Linked DNA regions of Mus musculus: all the other regions are linked to region 2. The links are chromatin loops, found by intact Hi-C in ENCODE. Cell type or tissue: gastrocnemius. All regions are shown on one strand. Links, peaks and the distances in the headings refer to the core of each region. The heading gives the core; the rest is flanking DNA. Region 1 overlaps Tnfrsf21 (tumor necrosis factor receptor superfamily, member 21). Region 2 has its middle 40 kb from the start of Adgrf1. Region 3 has its middle 18 kb from the start of E130008D07Rik. Region 4 has its middle 15 kb from the start of Gm34627.

Evidence for each region. Peaks named below come from ENCODE experiments on the same cell type or tissue, not always from the same donor. Only the 100,000 strongest peaks of a DNase experiment are listed, where the experiment ranks them.
Region 1: a loop joins it to region 2, with 3 times the contacts of the local background. A loop is called at or near these places in 8 of 42 quality-filtered maps.
Region 3: it touches region 2 in a loop (2.6-fold over the local background); 5 of 42 quality-filtered maps call a loop at or near these places.
Region 4: it touches region 2 in a loop (2.1-fold over the local background); 5 of 42 quality-filtered maps call a loop at or near these places.

Annotation. Positions count from the first base shown.
Region 1 is chr17:43,072,296-43,079,924 of GRCm38, forward strand. The region is part of intron 4 of Tnfrsf21 (tumor necrosis factor receptor superfamily, member 21); the gene reads left to right. Among named protein-coding and RNA genes, the nearest start is that of Gm34627, 41 kb to the right of the region's middle. In gastrocnemius, for the core only: no CTCF peak of the experiment used is centred there; DNase peaks (open chromatin) are centred at 2,993, 3,874, 4,961 and 5,472; H3K4me3 peaks cover 1,102 bases; H3K27ac peaks cover 4,151 bases.
Region 2 is chr17:43,226,514-43,234,142 of GRCm38, forward strand. No RefSeq gene overlaps it. Among named protein-coding and RNA genes, the nearest start is that of Adgrf1, 40 kb to the right of the region's middle. In gastrocnemius, for the core only: a CTCF peak has its summit at 3,575 (motif pointing left); a DNase peak (open chromatin) is centred at 3,496; H3K4me3 peaks cover 664 bases; H3K27ac peaks cover 803 bases.
Region 3 is chr17:43,136,837-43,144,465 of GRCm38, forward strand. No RefSeq gene overlaps it. Among named protein-coding and RNA genes, the nearest start is that of E130008D07Rik, 18 kb to the right of the region's middle. In gastrocnemius, for the core only: no CTCF peak of the experiment used is centred there; a DNase peak (open chromatin) is centred at 2,399; H3K27ac peaks cover 1,757 bases.
Region 4 is chr17:43,128,376-43,136,004 of GRCm38, forward strand. No RefSeq gene overlaps it. Among named protein-coding and RNA genes, the nearest start is that of Gm34627, 15 kb to the left of the region's middle. In gastrocnemius, for the core only: no CTCF peak of the experiment used is centred there; DNase peaks (open chromatin) are centred at 4,918 and 6,803; H3K27ac peaks cover 2,092 bases.

The DNA of each region.
Region 1 (7,629 bases), core at 1,089-6,088, 150 kb before region 2:
GGTGTGGGTGCAGGGCAGTTGAGCATGGCTGCCTTACGCTCACACTCTTGGCCCAGTGAGATAAGGTAGGTGAGGCTCCACTGCCATGGAACAGCCTTGGAACACAGCAGATTTCGTTGTTCTTTACTTGAATGCTTCCTTGCCTTTAGGGGATTTTCAGCCTTTGTAGAACCAATGCGGAGACCCACTCCTCTCAGGCTGGCAGTGGTTGGCCACACTTCTGTTGTCTCTCTTCCCCTTTCCTCCAACCTCCTTCCACGCCTCCCCCTCAGTCTCATACAGTGGCCTTTGTGTTCCATACTGAGGTCGTGGATGCTCTGGCTGCTGAGGTAGCACAGTTACTGGCTTTATTTATTTTTTTATTTTTTCGCCGCCAAGCTTCATGATACAGCAGCTGTCCGTATCTATGGTCTGACTGGGACTAGCAGTTTTCAGAACTGTTGTGAAAGCGAGTTGGGATAAATACCAGCTGTACATTTCAGTTGGCTTTTTGGTGATTCAAGTGAGGTTTGTTTTTAGGTCCTTGTTGTTGTTAATTTTCTAGAAAACAGACCCTCTGGCCTAAGGGATTTGAGACCTTTAGGCAAGTACTCGTGGACCTGGCCCCTGCTCTTTGCTGTGTCACTCACTACAGCATAGAGGGTCATTTAAGGACGTGTTACTTGATCTCGGCATGACTGTGGGCCCTGGGGAACTTTCAGGGTAGTAAGAGGACAGTTGCTGAGGGATTGATGACATCTTCAGGCTCTGGTGTGTTTCGTGTTGCTGGTTATGTGGCGCAAAGGAGACATATGTGTGAATAGGCTGAAGATGTTTGCTGGCATTTCAGGCTGATTCACTGATTACTGTATCCCTAAGTCTCAGCTGAAGATGGTAGCACTCTTGTACTACTAGCACAAGATGCTGAAACAGGAGGATGGCCAAGAGTTTGAGGCCAGCCTGGGCTACAAAGTTCAGCCAGGGTACACAGTCAGAATCTGTCAAACAAACAAACAAATAAACAAAACAAGAACCAAAGATGCTTTGTAAAGATTCTTAGTTATTTGCAGTGGCCTTGTGATGTAGTAACTGCTTGCCTGGTACTGGGTGAAGAAGAAGAAAAGTGGTCCCTGCCTCTCAAAGCATCCCTCTCCAGGATGAAGGATTGATTGATAATTAATCACAGACATGAGCAGATGTTCCGTTAGAAATGTGTGTGAGCGCTTACAGCATCAGGGGGTTTTCTTCATCTAGACATGCCCAGGACACTAAAGCTGTTGCATGCTTGTGTGTTTTAAAGGACAAGATCATGGTCAGAACGGCTCAGAACGGCTCTTCGGTTTTCTTCTCTGTTTGCAGTAGGCAGCCACACCTGCCCATTTGCAGTAGGGCCTCTCAACCCTGCACCTTTGCAAACATCGAGTGTTTTCTTACATCCTGTTCTACTTGGCTCAGTAGTAAAGTTTACACTTTACAGAAACTTTGGACTGGTCTGTAGTAAGAAAGACACAGGGGTGAGGTTCTAATGTCCCCTCCACATCAAATGCAGGGCTTTAGACTTCCAATAACAGATCATGGGAGTGAGAAATTTGGGCTTTCCTCTGGTCAGAGTTGAATTTTGTTTTCTCCACTCCATGTGTGAATTCGGACAAGCCCCGTTTTGTCCCCACGTCTCAGTTTCTTTCAGACAGCTTTGTAAAGCTCTTCTGAACTAAAAGGGTGTATGGACTCAGTCCTGCACTTCATGTGGATCTTAGTGACATGGCTCTTTGTGGCTCCTGTTTTCTTTTAGGCCAGTGGTTCTCAACCTGAGAGTCACACCCACTTTGGGGGCTTTGAATGACCCCTTCATAAGGGTCGCCTAAGACCATCTGCTAATCAGATATTTATATTATGATTCATAACAGTAGCAAAATTATAGTTATGAAGTAGTAACAAATATAATTTTATGGGTGTGGGTCACCACAATATAAGGAAATATATTATTACTTTATTACATGGTATATTAAATATTAATCTATTATTATAATAGCAATAATATAAAAATGTTATATGCAATATAAATGTTATTAATTATTATAATACTGATATAATGTAATACATTAAATATTAAATATAAAGATTAAATTTTCAATATAATTAAAGGGTCACAGCATTAGGAAGGCTGAGAACCACTGTTTTAGTGTAGTGAACTAACAACTGTGATGCAAGGGCGAGTAGACCAGTGTCTGCGGAGAATCCATCGACCTCATTTAGAGCTTTTTTTTTTTTTTTTTTTTTTTTTTAAGACAGGGTTTCTTTGTGTAGCCCTGGCTGTCCTGGAATTAGCCCTGCAAATGAAGCTAGCCTCAAACTCACAGAGATTCACCAGCCTCCCAACTGCTAGGATGAGAGGCATGCACTACCACCTGGCTCAGAAATCGACTTGATACACTATATGCCTCACACACTGGTGAGACACACCACACACACACACACACAGACAAGCGTGCACACACACACTTTATAACTGCTATGGCTATTTTATTGTTATCACTGTTGCAAAGGGCAGGATAGTTTTACACAGGCACTTTATTTAGTAAACATGAATCCCATGTTCCTTTATGTGTTGAGCCCTATAACTGGCATGGCCTAGAAAGTAGCAAAGGACAAACCAGGGGGTTCAGGTATGTGGAACAAATTTTTAAAAATATATTCTGTGAAACTGCTATGAAGAGATTGAAGTGGACAATTCCTTTTTCTTAACTCCCCTAGACACACTGACTCAGTATTCCACATGGGCTAAGCCTACTATTGACGGCATTTTTCATCTTTTTAATGCATGCTCTTACCAGCTTCCTCCAAAAGCAAGAAAAGCAGAATCCATGTTATGGATGGGGGGGTGGGGGTTGGGGGGGGATACTTGTTTTCTCCATCAATTACCAGAACTGGAAAACACATGTTATTCTATTGTTTCGAAGCCCAAACACACATGGGGATAATCTGACAGTTTCCGCTTGGCCGGGTTTCTCCGTCCTGTGTTTCTAGACTGTACCCTGGTCTGTCATGACCTCATGTCACAAACCGGTCACTACTAGCTCATGAGGAAATCACGACCTGTCTGCAGGTATTGTGCAGCTGTTTTAATTTCAACATTTTCCTTGAACGACAGACCAACATTGCTTTTGATTTTCCTATTAAAACTTGTCACCAGGGAAACAGCCACTTAGCTCCAGTCGGAGTCATGAAGGGTGGACTCGCCTATCATTAACGTAAATCATTGCCAAAACATGGGGCAGGTGTGTGATTTTGTATATTTATAATTCCACTTTTGGCAGGGTACTCTTGAAAAAGGCAAAGACTATGGGAGATGCACACAAGTCTTTCTAAAGTCTAATCCTGGGTCACTTGACATAAACTTCAGTGAGATCTGCCACACACACACACACACACACACACACACACCCATGAGAGGCTATACATAGTCTTTTGAAATGTGTACAGTGTATGATGTTCTAACCTAAGCAGATAAACACAGCTGGGGGAGACTGTCTACAGCACAGGAGTAATTTCCTCAAAGAAAATAATTTGTAGAAAGTAAGAAAAAGAGTCAGTTGGTACTGGACAGGAAATTGAGGACTTGTAACATAGGCAGATCTTTAGCCTCAGACTGTCAGACAGGAAAGGGCACAGCTTCGTGCCTTCTTCTGCTTTCAGAAATGTTTCCCTTCTACACCCTTACATATATCCAGAGAGATGCAAACTGTATACTCTGGCAGGCATACTCGCTGCCTATGGTATTTGCTATCCCAAGAGTAGAAGCCACAGGGATGCCAGAGCAGGTAAGTGTCTCCACACTTATCAGAGGACTTATCGAGAATGAGCGGCGTGGGTGGAGACTGTTTGTCCCTGCCTAGTGGTACTGTGTACACAGAGACGTGAGGAACAGTGCACGGGAAATTGCTCACACACTGGATAACCTCTGTGGGATCAGAACCTGAGGGGCTGAAACCTTGAAGTCTGAGAGGGGGACCATTAGGGTGGAAGCCAGGTGTGTTGAGGTTATAACAGCACCAATTCGTTGAATTTATTCAGCAATACTAATTTAATCAAATCTGTCAGGCTCAAAAAACCTAATTGAGGGCCTCTGAGGTGCCTCAGTGGGTAAAGACACCTGATGTCAAATCTGTGTTCTATCCCTACACGGAGGAAGAAGAGATCCACCTTCACCTAACTGACCTCTGACCTCCACCCCCCCCCCCACACACACACACACACGCACACACACACTAGGTGTGATATGTTTTAAACAATAAAATATAAGGAGAAATCTTTAAAAAAATTTTTCCTTGAGCCAAACATGGTACCTTTAATCCCAGCACTCAGGAAGCAGAGGCAGGCAGAGCTCTGTGAATTCAGGACCAGCCCGGTATATGTGTGTGTGTGTGTGTGTGTGTGTGTGTGTGTGTGTGTGTGTGTGGTTTAGCACAGCAAGGGTTGTGTTAGAGAGGTGCTGCTGTCTCAAGAAACAAAGCAAAGCAAAACAAAAACTTACTAACAAAGACTAACTTGAGTCTTTTTACATCAAGGCATTATTTATTGTGAAATTGCTTTCCATTCTTCGGGTCCTCGGGCAAAAATTTTTAAAAGTTTATGCAACGTGTTTTCCTGGTTAAAACTGTCTAGGCTGCACTAAGGGGAATCCCGGTTTCTAAACAGCATGATCTCCCAGGATCCTGACTGAGCTTGGCTACAATCTTCTAAGATGTGAGTGGGTTCCCATTCGCAACCAAGAAAGCCCGCTTACTCTCTTCCTCACTCCCTTTTATTTATTTATTTATTTATTTATTTATTTATTTATTTATTTATTTATTTATTTATGAGAAAGCTCACCCCATGAGTCAGCTCCCGGATGCAAAGGCAGTACTACTGCTGTCAGCAGCCTGGACAGCTTGCAGACAGCCGCCCCAGCAGCTGGGCGGGGCACTCCCGCCCGCCCTCCGGAGCCAGCTGGTTCTTACCAGCTTTGGCTGCTTTTGAAGCACGTCTTGTGGCTTCCCGCAGCTTTTCCATCTGAGCTCCGGGGAAAGGAAGAGTTCTTTTGCTTGAGACAAAGATTGACGGTTCACACTTGGACATAGCTAATCTTTGGGCTCCCGTTTTTTTGAAACTAATTCTCAGGAATGAATGGTCAGAACTCATGGATGCCGCAGAGAGGCAACATCACAGTAACTACCTTGATTTGGAATTAGGGGTTTTAAGATGCGATCTATCATGGCTAATTAATCTGTGGTTAACTTACGCAGAGTCTTCAGAAAGACTTCAGTTGTAGTAAAATCCTATCTGGTTGTCTGGGCCTCAACTAATCAGGGTGGGAGGAAGTCACTCTTCAGATAATTTCCCAGTGGCTTCAGGCATGGGCTAGCCAGGTTAGCATTGAGTTTCTCTCTGTGATGGAGAAGTTCACGCTGGGCTTTGCCTTGGCTCCCAGATTCTCTGTTCACTCATCTATGTTTCTTCTGCGGCTTGGCCAGGGAGTTCCCAGGGAGGTCCGTCTTGGCTTCTGTTCCTCCTCCTACTTCCATCCCATGACCTTCAGTGACCCTAGGGAGAGTTAGACAGTAGAGGACCTGTGCTGTCTGCCTGCTAATTGGTGATTTAGACTGGAAGTGTTGTGAGCACAGTTCCTTCCTTATGCAATAAACACACCTCTTTGCATGTCACCTGAGGTCTGGGCCAGGTTGGTGGAGAGGAAAGAAGAAAAGAAACAGCTTGTTAAGAATTCATTTTATTTCAACATACTTGCCTTATCTCTGTATATGTGGCTATTTCCAATACAATAACGCATGTCTGTGACTCCAAATATGGAATAACTGACCAGTATTTCCTGAAAGGTTTGGGAATCAACATCGTGACATTTCCATCTATGTACTTATTATTTGGAAAAACAAATCCTGGGGGTGGGGTAGGGGTAGAAGTGGGGGTGATAGCTGTGAAGGTGGCTCATGCTCTCCTCTAACCCCAGCACTCAGCAGGCAAAGGCAAAGGATCTCTGAGTTCGAGGTCAGCCTGGTCTACAGAGCGAGTTTCAGGACAGCCAGCCAGGGCTAAACAGAGAAACCCTGTTTCGAAAAACAAAATTGTTCGGTAAATTTGATTTATTTTAGGTAGGACTCCTTGTTCTGAGTTGGGTACAACAAGAATTCACACTTCAGAAGGATAATTTCAAAGTTAGTGTCAGGGCTGGAGAGATGGTGCCGTGGTGCAGGGAGCTTATTGCTTTAGCAGACAACCTGAATCTGAGTCCTGTTACCAACATCCGGCAGCTTACAACTGCCTGTAACTTCAGCTTCAAGGGATCTGATATTCCTCTGAACACACACACACACACACACACACACACACACACACACACACCGCAAATAAGTAATATAAATATTTTTTAAAATTATTGTCTCCTCTCATTTAAGATTTAAAGGAACCCTACTTTCCTTTTAATGAAGGCAGTGTGGGTTTTTTTGTTGTTGTTATTTCTTTTGTTTTTTGGTTTTTTTTTTTTTTGAGATTAAGATATTTCACCATTATATTTACCCCCTTCTTTTCCTTCCTCCAAACTTTCCCATATACCCTTTCTTCCCCTCTTTCAAATACATCATCTTTTTTATTATATTGTGATATTGTTAAGGGATCATTGTATCGGGCATTCTTCAGTCTGTGAACTTGGGAATGAAATAGATTCAGATAAAAATTTTATGATCTGACTTATCTGAAATCCTGCGAGCACATAGACTTAAATTCCTTTTTAAAATTAAAAAAAAAATTGAAAATGCATGTTTTGTCTGCACTTGAGTATGTGTATTGCAAGAAGCATGCCTGGTTCCTGTGGAGGTCAGGATAAAGTATGGAATCGCCAGAAACTGGAGTAGCAGAGGGTTGGATGCCACTGTGTGGGTGCTGGAGTTGCACTCAGGTCCTCTGCACGAGCAGCAAGGGCTCTTCACCCGCTGAGCCATCTCTCCAGCCCCAGATTTCACTTCTTTATTACTTTATCATCTGAATTTTTGCTCTCTAACATAAGGACAAGTAGATTCGATAGAGTCAGGTATTACAAAATACTGACCTGGCAAGAAAGATAAGGCTCAAGCTGAAATTCCTCCACGGACCTGCAGATGGTCTGAAATGTAATTTCATATTCATTATTTGCGCTGGGAAGGTGAGGGAAACAAGCTTGAGATACTATCACAACCCCCACCCGCTTGTCATTTATACTCCCTTGTGGCTGGAGTTTCCTTGAGATAAACCTTTAGTGCGAATTCTATTTGCTTGCTCCTCCTTAACTGGTCCATCACTGGTCTGCTGGATTCTGCACTACTTTCAAATAGAAAACACATTTTCGGTCTCAGCGGAAGTGTGTAGTGTTTACAGACTCCCTCACCCACCCTTCCATCCTAGAGCATCTGCATAGCTGGAGCGTAAAGTTCTGAGTTCCGTGCCCGGGCAGTCCCTGCCGAGCAACCCTTCCACTGCCCAGAGGCCAGGGCCCTTCATGTACTGTTGGTGACGAGTTTATGGGGTTCAGCCTCTCTAAGCGCTGTGGGTTCTCATTCCTCAGCAATGGGCTGCAGACAGCTTGGATGGAGCCATCTTGGCATTCTGTGACTGCCAGCTTTT
Region 2 (7,629 bases), core at 1,459-6,458:
AAGGCAGAGACCCCCATGGTAACTAACAGGGGAGCGCTTTCCGAATTGCACTGGTGTGTGTCAGCAGGGGGAACTATTAGCTACAGATTTCCATGTGTTCTGAGACTCAGCCGGCCACCCCTGGAATCAGAGGTCTGTATTTCTCAGCAGCTCTCTCAGTGTTTCTGATGCGGCCTGTCTAGAGCCGTTTTCCAAATGTTTGTCCTAGGACCACTGACCCTGAAGCCCATTTTCTCTGTGTCTGTCAAAGTTCCACACTATCCAAAAGGCAGTTTCAGCTGAGTAACTGCAAGAGACTTCCAGAGGGATAACTTGCAAATGTGTGCTAGGGTCTCCAAAGAACGGCAGAGAACCCCAAGGTGGGTCACACAATGCATAGCAACTGTCGGTATTTTAAACTCAGGAGGTCAGAGGGTGCTCCCCAGAATCAGAAGACAAGAAAGGACCCCCCAGAAATACTCATTAGTGGAGAAATGTAGCCAGTTAGTTTGAGCCAAATCCACCTAGAATATGGAAGGCCAAACAGCTATTGTCCATGGCCACGTAGACCAGCCTTCAGGGGGTAGCGAAGAGGATGGACAGTGCTGGAGGAGCACTCACAGGAAGAGCTTCTAGACCATGCATTCTTCAAATTGCACGCAACTTTGTTTGTTGCTTCATGTCTCCTCACTGTCTTTATTGCCAGCGACAACCCAGGCAAGCAATGCCAAGTTGTTTGCCTCTTCCTTTTCCTCCTCCCCCCCTCTTCCTCCTCCTCCTCCTCTTCTCTTCCTCCTCCTCCTCCTTCTCCTGTTCTTCTTTTCATAGCCAATGATATCAACGAGTATTCTCTATAGTACGTGTACAGTGATGGATTTTTTTTGTCTCTGTCTCTAACGTGTGTGTGTGTGTGTGTGTGTGTGTGTGTGTGTGTGTGTGTGTGTGAGAGAGAGAGAGAGAGAGAGAGAGAGAGAGAGAGTTTTGATGTTTGATGTCTTATTTTTCCACAATCTCTACCTCATTTTAAAAAGCTGTGTTCATCATCCTCATCATTAGCATGAGGGTATATGATGTGTATATATGTGTGATGTCTTTATGATACAATACTATAGCATGTGTGTGGACGTTAGATCACAACTCTGTGGGATTGAGTTTCTCTGCTCACATTAATGTGGTTCTGAGGGTTGCGCTCAGGAAGTTAGGCTTTTGTGGCAAGCACCCTTTACCCTCTGAGTCTTCTTTCCATGCCTCCTCTTTATTTTTCCAGACAGGGGGTTGTTCAATGAACTCGGAGCTCTTTGCTTCAGCTAGAGTAGCGGCTAAGTAAGTACTGGGAACCCTCTTGTCTCCACCTTGCCATCACTGAAATTACAGGTACTTGTCACTGTGTCTGGCTTTCACATGGGGTGCTGGGATCTGAACTCAGGTCCTCAGCTTACCCAGCGAGGGCTTTACCCACTGAGCCATCCATCTCCCCAGAGCATTAAAGGAGAGAACACTTCAAAGTAGGTGCATTACAGTTTTACAGCAAAGGAAATTAATTTACAGATTATGCAACTGACCAGTCACGCAGCAATATAAGCGATAAGTGATTGACTGGAGACCGCATATCTTACACCAGAGCCCATGCTATCAGCCTCTGCGTTTTCCCAGAAAAACACACATCCGAGTCACTCTGGGTAACTTCAGTGTGTGTGGTACTTGTTTTCTTGTACATAACTTTGTCATCATTCACAAGGGTGTTTGTGTTTATTAATTATTACAGGTTTCCTCTTCAGATCCAGGAAGCACCTTGGGCCTTGTGGAGCAACTGTTTTCCGCACGATTTGCCCTTCTTTTTTTTCCCCCCTATGCCCTGTGTAATGAAGAATGCAGCTCAGAGCCATTGTAGCAGTTCACTCTGAATGAGGGTTTCTCCAGGACTTGGTTCTTTTAACGGTAAGCCCAGGACAGATCCCGATGTGGCTGGGGTGGTTGACGATTGCCATGTTTTTAAAGCAGGCACAATTTTATAATGAGAAGACCAGACATTCTCAAACCACATTAAAAAAAATCAATAAAAATTAGAAACATGTTTGGAAAAGATACACACATGATGAATGAAGACTTAAATATATCGTTCTTCATACCTTATGAGCCTGGGATCTGGTTAGGGTTCATCTCATGGCATCTTAAAGCATAATTCATGAGTCTTCCTTAGGATCATTGGAGAGGCAGAAGTCATGTGATATGATGGGGAAGAGGAACTGGAAGACAGTTTGTTCCAGACAAGTCAGCTTGGCATCTAGAGATGTCAAGTGATGAAGGATGCAGGCTGTTGCAACAAAGCCCAGAACCCCATCTCCTTTAATCAGGTCCTAAGCATGTGACACCTGTCTCAAACACAGATGATGTTTATTTCACTGTGTTGTAACCACTTGTTTGTTGTTTGTGTCCCTTGCTAGACAGAAAGACCCTTGAGGACAGCATGCAGCAATCTGGAGATTTACAGTTGTCCCTGTTCCGTGGTCCTAGCTCAGTGACTGTTGAAAGCATCTTCAGCTACAAAGGAAGGGCACTTTCTCAAGGTCTGTGTTTGGGCTTTCTCAATTCAGAAAAACCTGTAACTTTCTAAGCCTGGTCTGAAGACATCAGGTATTCAAGTGGGCACAGGGGAGGCATAACTCCCTACACTATAAAAGGCGTTCCTGCTAAGCAATTTCCAACCTTGTCTGCCTCTGAGGTCTCTCTTGACTCTTCTTCATTCCTCCACCTGCCTTTTCGATTATCTTGCTTTTGGATCTCAAATAACCTTACTTCATCCTTAATGTTTGGCAGGATGCCAGGCAAATGAAAAAAAAAACAAGTGATTTTTTTTTGGGGGGGGGAGGGTTTGGGGTTTATTTTGGGTAGGGAAAGGAAGTAATTTAACTCGCATAAGTGGTGAGGCTTCTGTAGGAGACCATTCAAGAGTTGGTGTCAATGTGTATGTCCTGAGAAGGTGGTAAGAGGGACCTTGGGACACAACTCACTTTGAAATGCATTCCCGTTGTGCTAGCATGCTGCATGTCCAGATGAATTTGTTCTATGGCTAGAATCGACAAGATTGACGATCGTTTCAGGCATAAGTAAGGCTGAGTTATGGTTCTACTATGTACCCAAAGTCCGGATAGGAGGCAAGATCTCTGGAACCCCAAGACTGGTGTCCTTTGCTCTCTTGCAGTCCTGAAGTCTTACAGCCTGCAAATGTCTGGCTCCTGCAATGCCTGGCGTCTCCCATTTTTCTGATACTAACCGGACGGACGCGAAGTGAGAAGCATGGGTTTAGCTTCTGGAGAAAGTCTCCCAGTGCCCGGAGACAGTGGCTGAGAGAAGAGAAGAAATGGCAAGAAAGATAAAGCATGGCTTGGGGCTTCTTTACCATTAGGGGAGAAGATACCCACTTACAAGTGCTATTAAAGCCTGTGGTTAGATTTCACCAGTGTAAATTATTCACGGAGAACTGCCAAGGGTTTTCCCTCCCTGCAGGGTGAACAGCTGGCATTCTGCACTTCCCTGCCTTGCTAGTCTGGTGGGTTTTTTGAAGACTAGCGCCCTCTGGGGGTTGAAGTGAGAAAAACCAATCTAGGAAGAAAAAAGGAGGAAGGGTTTTTGCCCTTGGCTGCTCTTACCTAGTGATGAAAGCTGAGGGGCTTTGGAGAGAAATACTTTGTAATGCTACACTGAGTGTGTAGTGCCACATGACCTTGGGGCTAGTGGTATTTGAGGCTGCTTAATTGTCTTAAGCTAATGTGGCCTCGGCAGTACCACATCCCATGGAAGAGGTTTCCAGGGTATCTAGAGAGCCAGGCTCACTTTCTGTGTTTCCTGTAGGAAGGTACGAGGTATAACAGGACTCAAGACTAAGCTGAATGTGACTGTATGAACCTGAAACATCTAATACTTGGGAGGCTGAGGCAGGTGGGTCACTGGGAGTTTGAGGCCAGCCTGGACTGCATAGGAACTTTTGACACAGTCTAGGCTTCAGACGGAGATGCTGCCTCAAAATGAAAGATTGAAGGCTTGTCGAGAAGACAGGGTGGGCAGTGGTGGTGGTGCACACTTTTAATCCCAGCACTTGGGAGGCAGAGGCAGAAGGATCTCTTTCAGTTTGAGGCAAGCCAGATTTCTATATCAAGTTCCAGGCCAGGCAGGGCTACAAAGTAGAACCCTGTCCTGCAGGAGGAGGAGGAGGAGGAGGAGGAGGAGGAGGAGAAGGAGGAGGAGGAGGAGGAGGAGGAGGAGGAGGAGACGACAATATGTCAGACATATGACAGAATGGCTATATGACTCCTGGAGAAAGCGGCCTAGCATTTGTAAAAGCACTCAATCCATACAGGAGTCAAACTTACCTCGTTGATTTCCTTAAGAAGAGGAATTCTGTCCTCTGCTTTCAAGGCCTTGCTTGAACTTACTGGTAAGTTACTAATGTGTGACTCAAACTGTTACAGAAAGGGCCACGTTGGGGGAAGAGGCAGCAGGGAGGAGATGGAGGGCTTGCACAGCTGTGACAGAGGAAGCCTGAGAAGTCTGCCCGCGGCGATGCTGAGCATCAGAGAGAGGATGCCAGCCTCCTCGCCTCCTTTTCATCCCTCTAAAATGGAATTCCAAAGCTCAGGCCCACAACTCAGTCTAAGAGGACTTTGCTACACCTCAGCATCTCAAACACCCATTTGGAGAGCGGATTGTGTCTCTGCTTTCTGCATTCCAGTCACTGTGATGTATTTCTACGACTATATGTGTGTGTCATATATGTATGTGACTATATGACATATATATGTATGTATGTATGCATATATGTATACACACACACACATATATACACATATATATGACTAGATCTCTGCCCTCTTCTGCAGCTGAGGTGCTGACCCGGAAACTGAGGCAGACAGCAGTGGACGGACCACCTGAATTCTCTCCATCCATACTCTTTCATTGGTTCACCTTCCAGCTGACTGTGTGGGTGTGTATGTTTGCTGGCTCCCTCTGGAGCATGAACTCTCTAAGGTCCTGGGTACTGCAAGTTAGTAGTGCTATGGAGATACCAGAACAATCTTTACCAGCCTTCAACTAGTGGCTCGTATTTAAACCCACCACATCAGCTATAGACTGTAAGGAGAATAACATCACGTCCAGGGCATTGATGAGGCCAGACTTAAAGGCAATGGTGTAAGACTTTTACATGTGAGTGCTCTGGAATTTCATAAAGGCAAAAGTGGACGTCAAAAAGCCAATGCTAATTACAGGAAAGAATTCTCCAAAAAAAAAAAAATGTTTGCCATTGCCTCGAGCAATATGATCTAACATTCACTGTATGAACTCTGTCTCAAGAATTCAAACTTCTCCTCTACAAGATCCCGAAGCCTCAGAAGAGGATTTGTGTTTACTTCTTTCTCACTGGATCTCAAATGGCTACCAAATTTATCTAGTGTATTACATCACCATTGTCTCTCCACCAAGACCAAGGGCCAGAATTCAGGGGAGACCTCTCTAGGTGGGAGCTTACTCCTGTAAGATTGCTATCATGTCATGGTCACCAAAAGGCTTAACAGAGAAATGACTTCCAGGACTGTTTCATTACATGCTTAGTGATCGGAGCGATGTCACAGTGAGACTCTTTATGGATCTGCCAAGGGTCCCTGTGGCCTGGTAGTTCCTGAGGGTGAACCATCTAAACGGCCCAGTCAGCAGCTCTATGCAGTACTTCTCTGACCCGATCTCAGGAGCGAGACTCTATCACGTGTACTGTGTCTTTGGTCACACATGTCAGTCCTGATTCAGCATGAGGAGACCACATGAGCTATGGACACCAGGAAGGGAATGAGGTTCGCCGGGGACCATCTTGCCCCCTGGTTATTAAGGGATTCTATAAACATTCCATAAGAGGTTTGGGGTCAGGGGCACTGAGATGGTCCAGTGATTGAGAATGTTTGCCATATGGGTTTGATTACTTGAATTCGATCCCCAGAACCCTGAAAAAAAAAACAAGAGATGCCCCTAAAACAAGGCTTAAAAAAAGAACGGATTCCTGATATTCTTTAATCTCCATATACATCCATGTGCACTCACGCTCACACACACGTACACACACTAGCCAATATGAAGAAAGAGGTTTTAGGAAGAAAATATATGGAACAGCAGAACATTCAATCATATCGAGATGGGCTTTTGACTCTCAGGCCAAAAAATATTTAAAACAAAATTTTTTTTATCATCTAATTCCCCATCGTGACATTTACCCCAGCAGGCAGTGACCTACACCCTCTAGGTCAAACATTTTATAGCCTTCAGCAAGCTTTGCTCTGATAGAAACCCCTTAGCAACAAGCCCAGCAAATTGCAATTATAAAAACATGTCTGCTTCTCAGGAGGAATGCTGAGTCCTCAGTCAGCTGGCTTTCATCTGAGAGTCAGACCAGAGCTTGGTCAGAGTGTTGCTACAGGCAGGTGTTTTCTGGGGCAGGATGTGGTTGCACAGTGGCGCTCGCTCTCTGTCAGTCTGGGCAGAGGGATTCCACTGGCCTGATTGTTGCACGCTTGCTTCCTGAACAGGAAGTCCCTACCGCTTGGTGGACAGGTCCGTCCAAAACAAAACTGTTTGTATCCCAAGCCCCATCCCTGTGCTGAACCCCGAATGCTGTGGAACAGAGGTGACCCACGGACTCGATCATCAGCTACCACTCCCTATGGAGTGTTTACATTTATCACTCACTGGCTAACAAAGTCAAGCTATTTCCCCCGCAGAAACAAAAGCATAAACAGAAACACAGAGGGAGCAGCACTGAACAACGGCAGAGAAAATGACTGGTAGACTGGCAGACTGGCATATAGAGCCTTAGCAAACAGCTGAAGGCATGACCCAGGGCCTCCAAGATTATCTTGTAGAAAGAGGTTTCTTCTTCCCCTCCTCGTCGTCGTCCTTCTCCTCTTTTGCCTTCTCCTTCTCTTTCTTCTACTTCTCTCCTCCCCTCCTTCTTTCTCTCCCTTTCATTCTTTGTTTCTTTTTTTCTCGTTATTTGGAACTATACACACACATACACACACACACACACACACACACACACACACACACACACACAGAGAGAGAGAGAGAGAGAGAGAGAGAGAGAGAAAGAGAGAGAGAGAGAGAGAGAGAGAGAGAGAGAGAGAGAGAGAGAGAGAATTCTATTTCTTTAGTGGGCAATAGGTTAAAATGTATTGCTGTTACCTTTGAGCTTTCTTGAAAGAACACTCTGCAGTTAGCATTATCCTCCTCTACCCTCTGCTGAAGCATCCTGGTACACTCTTCTCCCATTTTACAAACATGTTTTCACAGACCATCCACTCCTTGGCATTGTGTCTGTTTCCATGTGCTGGCCTGTTTGGTTATGCCCGGTTGACCCACCTGAAAGATAAGCTTTGGTAGGCCTGAAGGTTCACATTCATAATCCTGGACCGGGAGGCCGAGAGAAAGAGGTTTCTTCAAGCTTGGGGTCAGCCATGGCTGCATGGTGAGGTCCAGGCCATGGGAGGCTACAGAGTGAGATTCTGTCTCAACAAAACAAAACAAAACAAAACAAAACAAAACAAAACAAAACAAAAAAAAGTAGCCAAATGAATAAGTAGTGAAGTCTATAAGAACACAAATTTTGCT
Region 3 (7,629 bases), core at 495-5,494, 91 kb before region 2:
TGGAGATAGCCACATGCTGTGTGAGTGGAGACCTCAGGTTTTCCTATTGGGCAAGATGCATTGAGTAGCTACAGTCAGGGAAAGCCAGGAGGTCTGAACCTCGATGCCAGAGAGCCCATGCAGAGTTGAGAACAGGAGGAAGGTTCTGAGGAGCCCGGAGGGTGGATGTGGGTGACAACTTCAGAAGAAGAAGGGCAGGCTGGAAGCCAGTATATGGAGACAGATGTCATTCCTGGACCTCACGGCTACCTTGCTGAGCTCACTTTCTGCCAGCAGGAGAAACATGCCCTGAAGATGTGAAGATGCCAGAGACCGGTACAGAAAAGCGAGAGGAGCGTTGTTGTGGTTGGTTGTATGTGCTGACTTGATCAGGCTCCAGGGTGCTCAGGTATTTAGAAAAGCATTTGTAATGGCTGTGTCTGCAAGGGTGTCTTTTGATGTGTGCTACCGTGACCTGGCAGAGTGAAGTATACATTGCTCTCCCCAGCCCTGGTGGACCTCATCCAACCCATTGGAGGCCTGTGTTGTGCAAAATCGCAGAGGTAGGAAAATGTCTTCCCTCTGCCTATTTTTGAGCGTGAGCGTGAATGCTCTTGCCTGTGGAGTAAGACATAGACTGGACCTTACCTGTGTTAGACCTCCATGCTTCTTGGATTAGGATTTGGACTAGAATTTATCAGCTGTTCTGGGTTTGCTGTTGTGACCCACAGGTCATCACACTCCTCAGCCTCTGTAGCACTGTGAGACCATTAGTTATAAGAACTCCTGGAGTTGGAGAGATGGCTCAGAAGTGAAGAATGCTTCCTGCTCTTTCAGAGAACTGGAGGTCAGCTCCCAGCAGCTGTATCACCATCACGTGACTTACAAACACCTGTACCTCCGGTTCCAAGGGATCAAGTGCCCTTTCTTGCCTCTGTGGGCACCCAGACATGTGCATAAACGTACACAGATATACACATAAATAAAGTAAAATAAAATAACATGAATCTTAAAGGAAGAAACCCAGTCAATCATCACCCATCCTGCCTGCATCCTCTTGGTTCTCTTTTTCTCTGGGTCAAATGGATTGCCCCATACAAGCATCTTCTTGCTGCCTTCTCTACAGGCTGGGGCTAAACAGGGAAGTTATGGGTGGGGACAACTTTCAGACAGATCAAGAAGGAGGAAGGAGCGACTCATGATTTTCAAAGACAACACAAATGTTGGCAGTTTGGGGATGTAACCGATGAGGGCAGTGGACTCAGGGGCAGACCCGTGCGCATGCGCCCACGTGTTGCCATGGCACCAACACCATGCGCTCAATGGGATCTAGCCACACTTACGTTAATGCTCTGGTACTACAGAGTTGGAACTTTTAGTAAGTTTGAGCGAGGAGTAATATATCAGTGGTGATGAGCATGCAGGGTTAGGTCCCTTAGAGAAATGGTGACTAGGGTGGGAAGTGACACAGCTGTTGCCATATCAAGGCTAGAGAGTTGCTCCACCGAATAGCCATAAGTCCTAGTATCAGCCTCAGAGTTCAGGAACTCTGCTTTTCTTGTTTGTTTGTTTGTTTGTTTGTTTTCTTCAGACGATTCTGTGAAGGGAAGATGGAAAGTGTTAATTATATAAACTGAAGACGTTTCCCTGTGAAGTAAGGCCAGCCCATACCCAGCCTTAGGCTAAGTTTCACTTGCCCTTTCGCAACACAAACCTTTGTCCCTAGATCTGACTAAGAGGTTAAGCAATGTGAATACCGGTGGCCAGGCCCTTCCTCTCCCCAGAAGAGAGAAGAGGTCCCCGAGGCAGCAGATGTGAGTCAAGTGCCTTGTGGTAGAGGAGGCCACTGGAGTAGACCTGGGAAAAGGTTCTGACACTGTTTATGACTGTTGGGCTGGGCTTGATCAGACCAAGCACCAAACGCAGAGCTATGTATGCGCAGCTCTGACCTTCCTCCAGGGAGGATTTCAGGATGGGTGCTCATGAGGCTCCACTCCTCTATGAGTATCGGTAGGCAGGATTAATGGTTGCCCCAGAAAAGTAATGTTTTCTTCAGTGGTGTAGCTACTGATAAGTTGCCCATGTCATTGTAAATAACCCCTCACTCAGGCTCTTGTGATTAATTCACTGGGGCACATGACATCAATGACATCACACATACACACACACACACACACACACACACAGAGAGAGAGAGAGAGAGAGAGAGAGAGAGAGAATAATAAAAAAATAAAAATTTAAAAATCATCTAGTCTTTGTTAATAAGGATAATATACTTGGTGGTATACTTAAAATTGGTGGCAAAAAATCATGCCCGTAAGTAAGCACTGTCTGAGGGCTTGCGAAAGTTTCTAAACCTGTAGTTACAGGCATCCTCAACAAAAGGCATGGCAAGTCATTGACATTAGTGTCACCCAGGCACACAGCCAACTCAGGTGGGAATTGTTGGCTCTGTAAGGACAGGCAAAGGAAAAGGTCACACTCAAATGGCTCATCTCTGTCATCCTTAGTAGAAAAAATTGAAAATGATATTAGTCAAGAAAGGACTAAATAAGATGATATGCCTAATATTCAGGGAGACCAGGATAATGTTTCAAATGCCCTGGAATAACTGGCTCTGTGTGTGTGTGTGTGTGTGTGTGTGCGTGCACGCGCGCACGCACATGTGAGTGCACAGATTTATGTCTGAATGGTCTTCAGAAATTAGGTGATATTCCACAGGAAGGATTTTCCATCCTATCAAGAACCTAAGAATATTTCAAGGAACCAGATCACTATTTAGGGAAGAGGGAAGGTCGTGTATTATATTAGCCAGATATACTTCACTCAGATATGATTTTGGATTACACATGGTGGTGCACACCTTTAATCCCAGTACTTGAGAAGCAGAGGCAGGACAGGAGACACCCAGGGCCAACGAGACCCACATGAATGCACACCCCCTCATGTGTCAGTGAGAGCTCTCGCACACTCTCCCTCTCATAATGAGAAATGAGAAAAGGAGAAAGATAAAATATCTGCTATTCCTTGTATTAGTCAAAAAACTTCCTGCGTTTGAGGATAGCTTCGTGTGTACTTAGATATTTAGAAAGTCTCAGGTAAACCAGTGCTTAATAGTTTGTCTCAAACAAACAAACAAGCAAACATGATTTGAACCAATGGCATTGGGTAGGAAGGCTTTGGGCTTCAGATAACAAAGCTGAAGGAAGGTCTGCTCTAGCCACAGCTGAACGTCCAGTCCTCTTCTCTAACAGGAAGTCTGCAGGAAGTTGCTCTCCAAGTCCACGCAGCACTTCCAGGGCGTAAGCAGCTCAGAGTCTCTGAACTTGCCTGCTTGTTTCGCTGCTTCCTCTTCCACTCCAGGTGGGAACCACGGCTTTGAGCGACAGAGTCTCATATGTCAGCTTCTTGAGGCAGGAGAGAGAGAGTGATAATGCTAGAGGATTGTCTTCCCCCTTCCCCCCCCCCCCCGCCCCACTCTGACAGGAAGAGCCTTCGCCACCGTGACAACCTGCCTGCGATCATCTTAACTTAGTGGATAGACCCTCAGACGAGTCACTGGCTGACAAATATAGACACCCATGATTGGCTTACAGCATAGTGTTCATTGCTTCCTTTCTTTTCCATCTGCAGTCCAGTGGGGACCATTAAAACTAAGTCAAAGGGAAAACTATTCATGGTTTTTTAAAATTTTTTTAAATTTTAAAGAGAGAAATATGAAGGGCTAGGGAGATGGCTCGGGGGTCACGTGTGTGTTGTACAAGCATGAAGATTAGAGTATTATCTTCAGCAAGAAGGTAAAAAACCTGGATGTGGCAAGACCTGTAATCTTGGCACTGGGAGGTAGAGACCGAAGGATCCTGAGGCTTCCTGGTCAATCAGCATAGAGCTTCAGATACTGTGAGAAAACCAAATGGCAGAGAGGGATAAAAGAAGATCCCCGGTGCTAGCCTCATGGACATGCACACAAGCATGCAAGAATGCACACGCGCGCGCGCGCACACACACACACACACACACACACACACACACACAATCATAATGAGAGTAGAGAAAAGTAGAAAGAAAGACAGTTTATTATTCCTTGTATTGGTGAAACCCTCCACTAAGGGGCAAAAGCTATTGTACACCATGAACACCTGCAGGCTCAACCCTTGGGTGCAGAGGGAGAAGACTGCACAATGAATTCCACACCAACCATGGAGAAACATAAATTAACGAACAAATAGGAAAGCAAGCAAAAAAAAAAAAACTAGACTGGAAGGAGGGATTCTGGGTCATGGAAATATCATTCGCCATTGATGAATTTTATTTTTATGTTCATTTTTCAGCTCCATCCCTACTCCTTAATGTCGCTGCCATGTTCCTGTGCTATGGTAAATCTCTTGATTTAAACCAAAAGCTTTCCTTACTTCCTTTCAGAATTTCACTTACGTTACTCTCTCTCCTCTCCCTCACTTACAATGAATAATCTTGGAAGAAAACATGTCTGCATAGAAAAGGACTTTCTGGTTAGTTCATAATGTTGTTCCACCTATAGGGTTGCAGATCCATTTAGCTCCTTGGGTATTTTCTCTAGCTCCTCCATTGGGGGCCCTGTGATCCATCCAATAGCTGACTGTGAGCATCCACTTCTGTGTTTGCTAGGCCCCGGCATAGTCTCACTAGAGACAGCTATATCTGGGTCCTATCAGCACAATCTTGCTAGTGTATGCAATGGTGTCAGCGTTCGGAAGCCGATTATGGGATGGATCCCTGGATACATCACTGGAAAGAGAGGCCCATTGGACTTGCAAACTTGATATGCCCCAGGACAGGGGAACGCCAGGGCCAAAAAGTGGGAATGGGTGAGTAGGGGAGTGGGGGTGAGGGTATGGGGGACTTTTGGGATAGCATTGGAAATGTAATTGAAGAAAATACGTAATAAAAAAATATTAAAAAAAAAAAAAGAAAAGGACTTTCTACCTTACTGGCAACTGTAGGCTCTTAGGCGAGGGCTCTCGCCTCAGTCATACGCGTCTTCCTCTCTGTAAAGTGAGCTGGCTAAATTAGACACATCCGAAGGTCACATAGCCCCAGTTCTGAAACTTGATGGTTCTAAAGTCTGCGGGGACAAGCACATGACCCTTCTCCAACCTCTGGTATCAGGTTCTGTTCCCACTCGTTTTATTCATTATCTGCTCTGTCCCCTACTTAACCCAGACTTATTTGTGCAGTCTCTGAATGAGCAAGCCAGGCTTTTTTTTTTTGGATGATATTATTAGATGCTCCTGAATATTCTCCAAGTGCTTTAAATGAAAACTCTGGACAGTACAGCCAGACTTCCCAAGTTGCCAACTTGTCCCAGGCCTTAGAAGTCACCTAATTACATTGAATTCTGCCTGGTGGAGATGAAGACAGAAAGCCTGTCACTAATGGTGCATGTGTTGAGGGTGGTGACCACTCCATCTTTATTGCCAGCTATGCTAAAGCCCTTGCTGCATCAGAAGGAGTGTGAGCTTGTAAAGTTCCGAGTCTGCAGCATGATCTTCCATTCTCTAAGCGGTAAGGCTTAATGTGTGTGTGATGCTGACCAGTGAAGGAAGATTCTAGCAATATTCTGAAAGTGATAGATAAGAAATCAATACTAAAATCCATGGCTGAGAATCCGTCTTTGGTTAATGGGTAGCCACAGAAGGTGGGAGAGAGATTTCTGGATACTTCAAGGAGCAGAAGAATAAGATCAGCCAGAGGGGCTGCTCTGAGCATCGATTGCTGCTGCTGCTGCTGCCCCTGCCGCCGCCGCCGCCGCCTTTGTCGTCTTTGTGTATTTTGTGGCGCTAAAAGAATAGCAAGCACCAGGCAGCTTCTAATGAACAAATGCTTGTGATTCTGGAGGCCAAATCCAAAACTGAGATACTGACATCTGGAGGGGCCTTCTGGCTGTGTCTAATATCGTAGACCTCATGTGGCAGAACCACAAATGGAGAGAGAAAACTAAAAGGGTCCACACTCACTCTTCACTAGGAATCCACTCCTGCAATGGTGGTCGTAATCCCCTCACCCCATTCTTTCAGCTGAATCTTTTTTTTTTTTCATCAGGTTCTGCCGCCCAACGCTATTGCGTAGGGAGTACTTCTAGCACATGCTTATGGGAGTGTGTTATCATCACAAGAGTTGGTAACTTTCAAGGAGACAGTGTGAGGGAAGGCTGTAGAAATATTTAAGAGGCAACAGACTTGGTCAGTCAATGAAGCCAGAACTCTAAGGGGAAGTGTGATGCTCACTAAAGGAAACATAAAGGACTCCACCCCTACCCCCCACCCCCGGGTGAACAGAACTCTTCTGTGCTGTCCCAGCCTTGCACAACAGCAACACTGATACCCTACTCCCACAGTGACAGAAAAGGACTTGGGACTCCTATGAAGGACGAGGGACTTGACTAGAGCTCACTACCTTGACCTTTCACTGTTAGAAGTGGCATAAGGTGAAGAGCTACAGCTTAGGGGCTGGAGTGATGGCCACTTGCTGTTCTTCCAGAGGACCCAAGTTCAGTTCCCAGCACCCACATCAGGCAGCTCGCAACAATTACCCATGATTGCTACCATTGATGCTGATGCCTTCTTCCAACTTCTGAGGGTACCTGCATTCTTGTTCTCTCTCTCTCTCTCATCTGTAAAAATCATATTAAGAAAATATATATTTGGGTTTAAAATCAAAATGGAAGATACAGGTTATAGAGATATATTTAGCAAAGGAACCAAGAACACTTGATTTCTGTGCCAGAGAGTCACACTTTCCTCAAAGAGCTCCCAAGGAGAAACAATAAAAATAAATACAGCTCTTACTTTGCACTAGATGCTGTTAGGAGCACTTTAACTCCATTAGCTGATTTTGTTCTTATAACAGATGCCAGGGCAAGAGAAAGCTGTATCAGTCACTTGAGAATTGAAGTTGATTTCATGGCAGGCGGTGGGACAGAGAGAGGAAAGTGGGCTGGTCCTTACAAAGCACAGATGCAGAAAAGTTACACTGGGAGACAAAAATGAGAAGAGATGCAGAGTAGCCTGGCTAGCTGGCTGGGTTCATTCATTTACTCATTTTACCTTTATTGAGATGGTTAGAGGGTAAGTCTGTGCTCACCATAGTGACAAACTTTTAAATGATGCTTGTGCTTCAGCCCCCTCCAGTATCACCTCAGTCTTATCATTCGAACACTTGGTCCTGACGGGCTTTGCTTTTTGACCTTGTACATTTTTTTAAAAAGCGATTTTTATTTCTTTTTATATTATGCCTGTGTGATGTAATTGTCCCACATGAGTGCCACGGCCACGGGAGCCTGAAGAGAGTGTGGCATCTTCTGGAACTAGAGTTACAGATTTGTGAGCCCTGTGTGGGTGCTAGAAACCAAATCCAGGTCTTCTGCAAGAGCAGCAAGCACTCGTAGCTGATGAGCTATCTCTGTAGCTTCCGGATAATTATTTTGATGACAAATGTCTACCTGAGCCTCCATTTATAACATTGCAATCATTCCTAGAGATGTGCACTAGTAGATTTGTACAATAGAGTGCAAATCAGCATATTTCATGAAGACTTAAAAGCTTAAGGTCCTTCAGCCATTTGGAATGGGCAAACTGCTGGGACATTTATACCATGCAGTGTTGTATAGCA
Region 4 (7,629 bases), core at 2,328-7,327, 97 kb before region 2:
ACACAAAGTTGAATGCAAATTAAATGGTAGATAACGGTATGTGCACTTCAGAGTTTGTGGTAAGTGACAGTTGATTTACTTGATGCAACACAGAGTCGTCTGGAAAGCAAATCTTGTGCAAGGATCGCCTAGGTTAGGCTGGCTATGGGCAAGGCTGTGGGGAATTGTATTAGTTGGTTACTTGTGGTAAGACCTATCCTGATTATGGGTGGCACCACCTCATAGTCTCAGTCCTGGGCTGACTGAAAAGGAGTAAGCTGAGCCCTGGCATGTAAGTATTAATTCTTGGCTCTCTGCTCTTGACTATGGATATGATCTGACTATCTGTGTTAAGTTCCTGCTGTCCCCACTGCCCAGGAGTGATGGCCCTAGCCTGCAACTGTGAGCCACAGAAATCCCTTTTCTCTTAAGTTGCTTTTATTTCGGGGTTGGGTGGTGGGCGGTGAGACCGAGGTTTTGTTTTTGTTTTTGTTTTTGTTTTTGTTTTGTGTGTGTGTGTGTGTGTGTGTGTGTGTGTGTGTGTGTGTGTGTGTGTGTCCGTGTGTGTGTCCTGGCTTTCCTAGAACTCATTCTGTAGACCAGGCTGACCTCAAATTCAGAGATGGGTTCCTTTGAGGCAAGCAACTTCTGAAGGCTAGGAAGGCTCAAGCACATTGGCTCCTGGGTCCACAGTGCTCAGCATCTGTATTTCATGAACAGTTCCTGGGTCCTCTGCCAGGGCTGTAAGAAGCACGGTGTCTGCTTAATACAACTGCAGCCAAAGAAGACAGAGGTGTTGGTGCAAAAACACAGCTCTCACATCAAAGCAGGTAATAGTTTATTCTGAAGCCAAATATGAGTCCCAATGGCCTAGTAATACAGATTTAAGTTACCCAGCATTCTGTGTCCAATGTGCTAAGATTTGGTAAAGTTTTTATGGAAGCAGAAGAAGTTTATTACAAATCCGGGTACTTTTCAAACACATTGGTGGAGGCATCGGGTAGGTGGATCACAGCAAAGCAGGAACAACTTTACTTGAGGCTCAGATGCTGACAGTGTTTCACAGCCCATTGGTTGGCCGGAAACTAAGAGTTCGCACATTCTACGGAATTTACCTAATGGCACATGGAAGGGCAATAAATGGCTGTTTAGGATCCTAAAGATGCCCCAAGATAATTTGGCTCTAGACTTGCAACATTCTAACCCCTCTACATCATTGACATTCTAATCAGTTCCGTCAGCCTTTCCAGGGCTGGGGGGTAGGGGAGGAAGGCAAGGCTATTTGAGGAATAGCTTCACTACTTGAACACCACACATTCAGGGCTGCAAAGGACACACAAGGCTCTGGTCTGTGGTTACTAGACCTCTCATCAATTCATGAGGTTGTAGCTATTTCGAACTCTGGACCATCTTGTAGAGGAATGTGAATGAGGCTGAATTTCCGACATGCCTTTGGACAGATGTTCGTGATGCTAACTCTAGTTTTTGTAAGATAGTTATTCTCTTCTGTGAAGTGATGAAGAATTTGACACAGTTTTAAAGAATCTCCGTCTCTCTGACTCCGTCTCTGTCTCAATCTCTCTCTCTCTCTCTTCAAATTAGAGGTTTGGTAATTTAGGCACAGGGCTGCTATATGACTCTTTGATAGCCTCACAGGCATGTGTACTTAGTGTGATGCTCAGCACTTTGAAGGAAGGAAGGAGGGAGGAAGGGAGGGAGGGAGGAGAGAGAAAGGTGAAAGGAGGGATGAAGGAGGGAGGAAAGAGGAAAGGAGGAAGCAAGGAACTCAGTTATAGGCCAAAGAGTTTTCAGGTTTATAGACACATAGATGGTTGCAGCTGTAGCCTGGCAGTCTACATAAAGGACACATAAAGACATTCTCTTGGCCACAGGTTGCTAAGGCTGGGTAGGAAGTCTGTAGAAGGAAGCCAGAAGTCAGTAAGTCACAGATTAAACATTGAGCAAAGGACCACATCATTAGTCACTCAATGCTAGTGTTTATTTGTCTTTCTCTTTTGTTTGTATAAATGGAAGTACTCTCTAGGGTTTCTGTTTAATTAAAAATCTTATTAAATATAAGCAATGAAACTGGCTTAACCAGGAAACTGAACATTAAACCCGTTCACAAAACGTATGATCTGACTAGGAGAAAGAGAAATGTGCTACCCACACCAATCCTGGTTGGACATGTGCCTAAGCCGAGGTCACTACTAGATTCAGTCAGTACCCAGAGAAGGTAGCAAACAGCCTTTGCCATATAACTGAATGAAGGGCCAGCCTCATATCTGGGTTTCTAACTGCAGAACACATACATGGGTGTGTATCCCAGGTCAGGTTGTGGGTGGCAAGGCCTTGCTGCTGTATAGGGGTCAGGGCTCTTCTTGCATATCTGTGTTTATAACAAGAGTTGCTTCTGGGTGGCACAGACTAGGGGAGACAGCTCCTCCTTCTAGTATCTTTGTCAAGGGAACACACTATAACCTTCCATGGTGGTTAGCTTAACTATTTCCTGTGGGTGTGTCCCTTATTAAAACTATATCCTAAATATGGTCCTCTCTTAGGAGGCATCCCATTTCCTAGTCAGTCATCATACATGATATACAAAGAGAGGTATCAGGGCCTGGGCTCCATGGCTGTCTAGATGTTTCTCATCTGTTGTGGGGGATGGTGCAGCATGCCCTGAGCTGCCTGAGTCACTGCAGGAATGAGGAAGACTCACAGGGAGGAGGGACCAATTTCCTTCTTCAGTAGAGTCAGAGAGCTGCATAGGTGAGATCTGAGCTGTGCAAGGAGTGGGCAGGGCTTAGATGTAGAAAATTTTTAATCCTGACCTGGGGCTTCTACCCTGCCTTTGACTCTTTAGTTCCCAGATAGAAGACACACACAGCCTTTATAATTACAATAAACCTTCAACAGCACAAGAGCTGGGTGGATACTTACCCTCTACGTTATTAGAATCTACTTTCCTATTGATAACTCTGAATTATTACTTACTACTTAACTATGTTTCATCTGGGCTGCTCTTAACTCCAATTGGCCAGCCCTCAGGGCCATGTTTTTATGATTCCCAAACCATGGCACCTTCTCCTTTGTCTTCTGTACCTTCTAGTTCTCCTTGGTTCTCCTCTGACCCATGAGGTCACCCCAAACCTCTAATCCCTCCAGTAATTGGCTGTAGAGAATTTTATTTAACCAGTAGCTTTAAATCAAGGGACAAGGTTTGCAGAACACAAGCTTGTAAACAGGAGAAGTCTTTTGTAGGCCAAGACCTTTGGCTATAGAATTTAGCATTACAATGCATAGCATCAGACCAAACCTCAACACTTAGAAACTCAGCAAGGGACAATGTGGGCAAAGACGTGGAGTGAGAGCCCCCTCAGGGACCCCATGGTCACCTGTTCCCCATTAACCACAGGTCTTTGGGATTCTGCAAACCCCCAGCAACCCCCAGCAGCTGCTGGAAGCACCATCCCATACTCCATGAGTGTGTATCCAAGCTTTGCAATTCTGAAGTCCTATGAGACAATGTGAGTAGTGTGTCATTGTCAGGATTCATGTATATTGTAGACACAAGATTTAATGAAATCTTTCTATTGTCAAAAGTGTTTCTAAAATGTTTGGAATTACATTAGAGCAGAAAGAGCTCCAATTTATGTTTTGCTAGGTACCTTCCCAACTTAGTAGCTTTATTTATTTATTTATTTATTTATTTATTATTTTTGATCATGTGCAGGCTCCCAAAGTGCATGTGGAAGATCAAAGGACAGATTTGTGGAGTCATTTCTCATATTCTACCTTATGTGGGCTCCAGAGCTCATACTTAAGTTGTTAGGAATGTGAGGAAAGTGCTCTACCCATTGATCTATCCTGCTGACCCTTTAGCCATTTTAAATAGCAACCATTTCTGACAGCATTTGGCATCTGAAGATCAAGAATTCAGGGGCTCCTTAGCTGTGTGGGTCTGGCCCCAGGCTCTCAAAAGGCAGTGAGCACATCTTGGCCAAGGTTATGTCACTTGCTGTTGAAAGATCAAATTCTTTGGGTTCAGACTCCATCTTAGACAAACTTGACTTAAGTAAATTAACAGGTCGGTACCTAGCTCCAGTTTCCAGATTACCCAAAACAAAACCTGAGCTTAGCTCCAGTTTCCAGGCTACCCCTAACAAGATCTGGATCTCCAGTTTATTCTCCTCTAACAAATCCACTGTCTAGCACCAATTTCCAGGTTAATCCCCAGCAAATCCCAACACCTCCAGGTTACAAGGCCGCCCCTGCCTAACAACCACCAATTAGGAGGAAAGCCAACGTTTGGCTCCCAGCACCAGCCAATTACACCAAAGGTCACAGTAGCACCCCAATTAGATGCTTGCTAGGCTTGAAACACTCACCCTTCACTTGTGATTTCCTATAAAACCTTGTCCCAGTGAGTGATCAAGGAATTTTTCCATGGAACCGTCCTGTGGGTCAGCAGTGAATCAAGACCCACGCTCGAGCTTGTGAATAAAGTCCCTGGTGTGATAGCATCGGATCCGGCTCCTTGGTGGTCTTTTGGAGTTCATGAACATTTCAGCATGATACTGTTTAACTGGCATGGGCATTCTTCTTGTGGTGGGCATCTGTTCTTCAAATGGCGCATCTCTGTGTGAGTGAGTGTCTCTATGGCATGGTGGTTGGTCGCCACTGAAATGACTTTTGTAGAAGAGCAAACAGATAAAAGGTTCTTTTGTGCCGTAGTCTCTGTCAAACCATCACTTCTGCTGTATTTTATCGGCCACCCTGAGCATCCTTGATTTGATGCAGAAGAGGATTATGCAAGCAAATAAATACCAGAGGATGTGTACCACTGGGAAACAAGGCAAGGTCACCTCTGAATTCATATTCTGGGAAGATTAGAGCTTTCAGAACAGGAGCTGGGCACATGCCTGTAAGCTCCACACTCAGAAGGCCGAGCAGATGGTTCACACCAGTCTCAGTTACACAAGTCAGTTAAGGTCAACCTGGGCTACTTGACACCCTGTCCCTACAACAACCAAATATACACGCATGCCAGAGATGATATAGTGAACTAGACACCCTAAAAAAATTTCACCTTTAACGTATTGAAAAATACTGAGTAGAACATTTTAAAGATTTATTTTGGTTTTTAAATGTTATGTCTGTGTATATGTGTCTGAGTGTATATCGCATGAGTGTATATCGCATGTGTCTGAGTGTATATCGCATGCATGAAATACCCACAGAGGACAGACAATGTCGCCAGAACTCTAAAACTGGCGTTACAGACACCTGTGATCCACCACGTGGGTGCTGGGAGCCCAATCCTGATCCTCTGCAGGAGCAACACAAGCTCTTAGTCACTGAGCCATCTCTCTAGCCCTAAGAGTCAACAAATAAACACACACACACACACACACACACACACACACACACACTTAAATCTTTAAAAGCTGCCCCATTATACTATCAGGAGAATAACAGGTAAAACCAACACAGGAGGAGGTGTGGATTGAGAGACTCGCGGAGTTGCAGGCTCTCCTTCTCCTGCTCTAGTTCCCAGTAGCTTACTATTCATTTAACAATGTTTATGGCCGTTTGCTAGGCCTATTCCTCATCTAACTCCTAACTTACTTAACCTGTTTAAACTATTCTATGTCTGCCACATGGCTGGTTACTTCTCAGTATCATATATCTAATTTCCTCAGAGTGCAGGTGGTGAACCTCCCAGAGTTTCAGTCTGTCTACTGGAACTCCCAGTTTCTACTTCCTGCCTTTGGCAAAAAACACCATGCGGCATATTTGGTTTTACCCCTTGACCTAGAAAACCTCAAGTGTTTATTTCCTGGCCCTTTATTTTCTAAAATGCCAATAAGATAGGCCACCAGATCTTTAATGACAGGTGATGCTTCGACACAGTACCTGAGAGATTATCTCTACAGACATAAGTGCTTAAGCTGGGGGCTCCTCTAGGCACATCCCTCAACCACCAAGTGACAGGGAAGCTTGGTGAGTTTCTTTCACATGGCAACAAACAAGGCACCTCAGCTAGCAAGCAGGAAAGCAGGAGATAACATGTGACGGATGTAGGCGTCAGAGCAAAGACCCTTCCAGAAACTGCCTCAAATCTCAATGGATATTTCTCAGTGATAGTTCACATCAGGCTTTTTTTTTTTTTATGAGTACTATTTTTCTTGGTTTATTCAATAGGCTGCTTCAATTTACCTTAATGTCCACTTATACTTATATATAAGCTTCTTTTATACAAGCTCAGTGGACTCACTGAGAAAGCACAACTAGGAATGCAAATCAGACAGCAATATTAATACAGAGTTCACCTTCTCCTTTCAATGGAATAAATAATGCGTGCATTTGTCTCTTTCTAAATATTTAGGCACCAAAAGTTTTCATGGGACTCTTTCTTTTTTATTTTATTTACTTATTAGGTATTTTCTTCATTTACATTTCAAATGCTATCCCCAAAGTCCCCCATACCCTCCCCCCTCCCACTCCCCTATCTACCCACTCCCACTTCTTGGCCCTGGCGTTCCCCTATATTGGGGCATATAAAGTTTGCAAGACCAAGGGGCCTCTCTTCCCAATGATGGCCGACTAGGCCATCTTCTGCTACAAATGCAGCTAGAGACACGAGCTCTGGGGGTACTGGTTAGTTCATATTGTTGTTCTACACATCAGGCATTTCTTAATTCTCTTTCCACATGCAAGGAGATAAAACCTTTCCTACTTCTACAGTAGCTCTGATGGTCAGGGAAAGTCAGGAATTATAAGCAGAGTCTGGGTTTATATGGGCTTGCAGCCACGCTCACCCAGCATGAGTTACAGAAACCTGGCTGATAGTCTGTTTGGAAATGTGACCCAGCATGAGAAGTGTTCTCTGTCTAGAAACAAACGGGAGTCCTGTTGAAGCACATGATGTCTTTGGTTTTGCCCCTTCGTTTAGAAAGCCTAAAAAGATTATTATCTGGCCCTTTATTTATTTTTAAATAAATGTCAATGTTAGTTGCAGAAATACCTGCATAGAAGCCCCCAGTTAGCCTAGAGTTGAAATACAGGAAAGATGCATTTATCAAACTACCCTGTGCAGCAGAACAAACTGAATTAGAGACCGGGGCAGGAGGAAGCTTGGTTAGACACAGTCTTAGGCTTGGTTAAAAAAAGGGGGGGGGGGCGTTATGCATTATGTACAGTTAACTGGGTACCTGAAATAGACCAGACTTGCTTCTGAGCACTGAGGGCTTAATGGTTAACTATAAGGAGCCTAGGGAGGAAGATTGGTTCGAGAACATAGTTACTCCTCAATTGTGAATGGAGTTCTGCAAACAGAGAACATTAAGAGGAACAGAAAAGGAGAATTCTTTTGGAATAATAGCTCTCTGCCACATGTACCCAGGTGCTCTGATCCCCAAATACATCAAAGCTGCTTTGTCACCCAGTCTGTGCCAGAATGGGCTTGCACAATGCATCTGAGCACCGAGTGCTAATATGCTCTCCTGAGAGCAGCAGTGGGGAGAGTCTGAGCTGGTGGCAGTGAGCTAGCTGCAGATTGCTCTGGGCTGGTGGCAGCAGGACAAGTCAATTAGGGGAGTGATTGGGAGAAAGGAAGGCAAGAGGCACCCAGAGCCTCCAGGCTCTTGT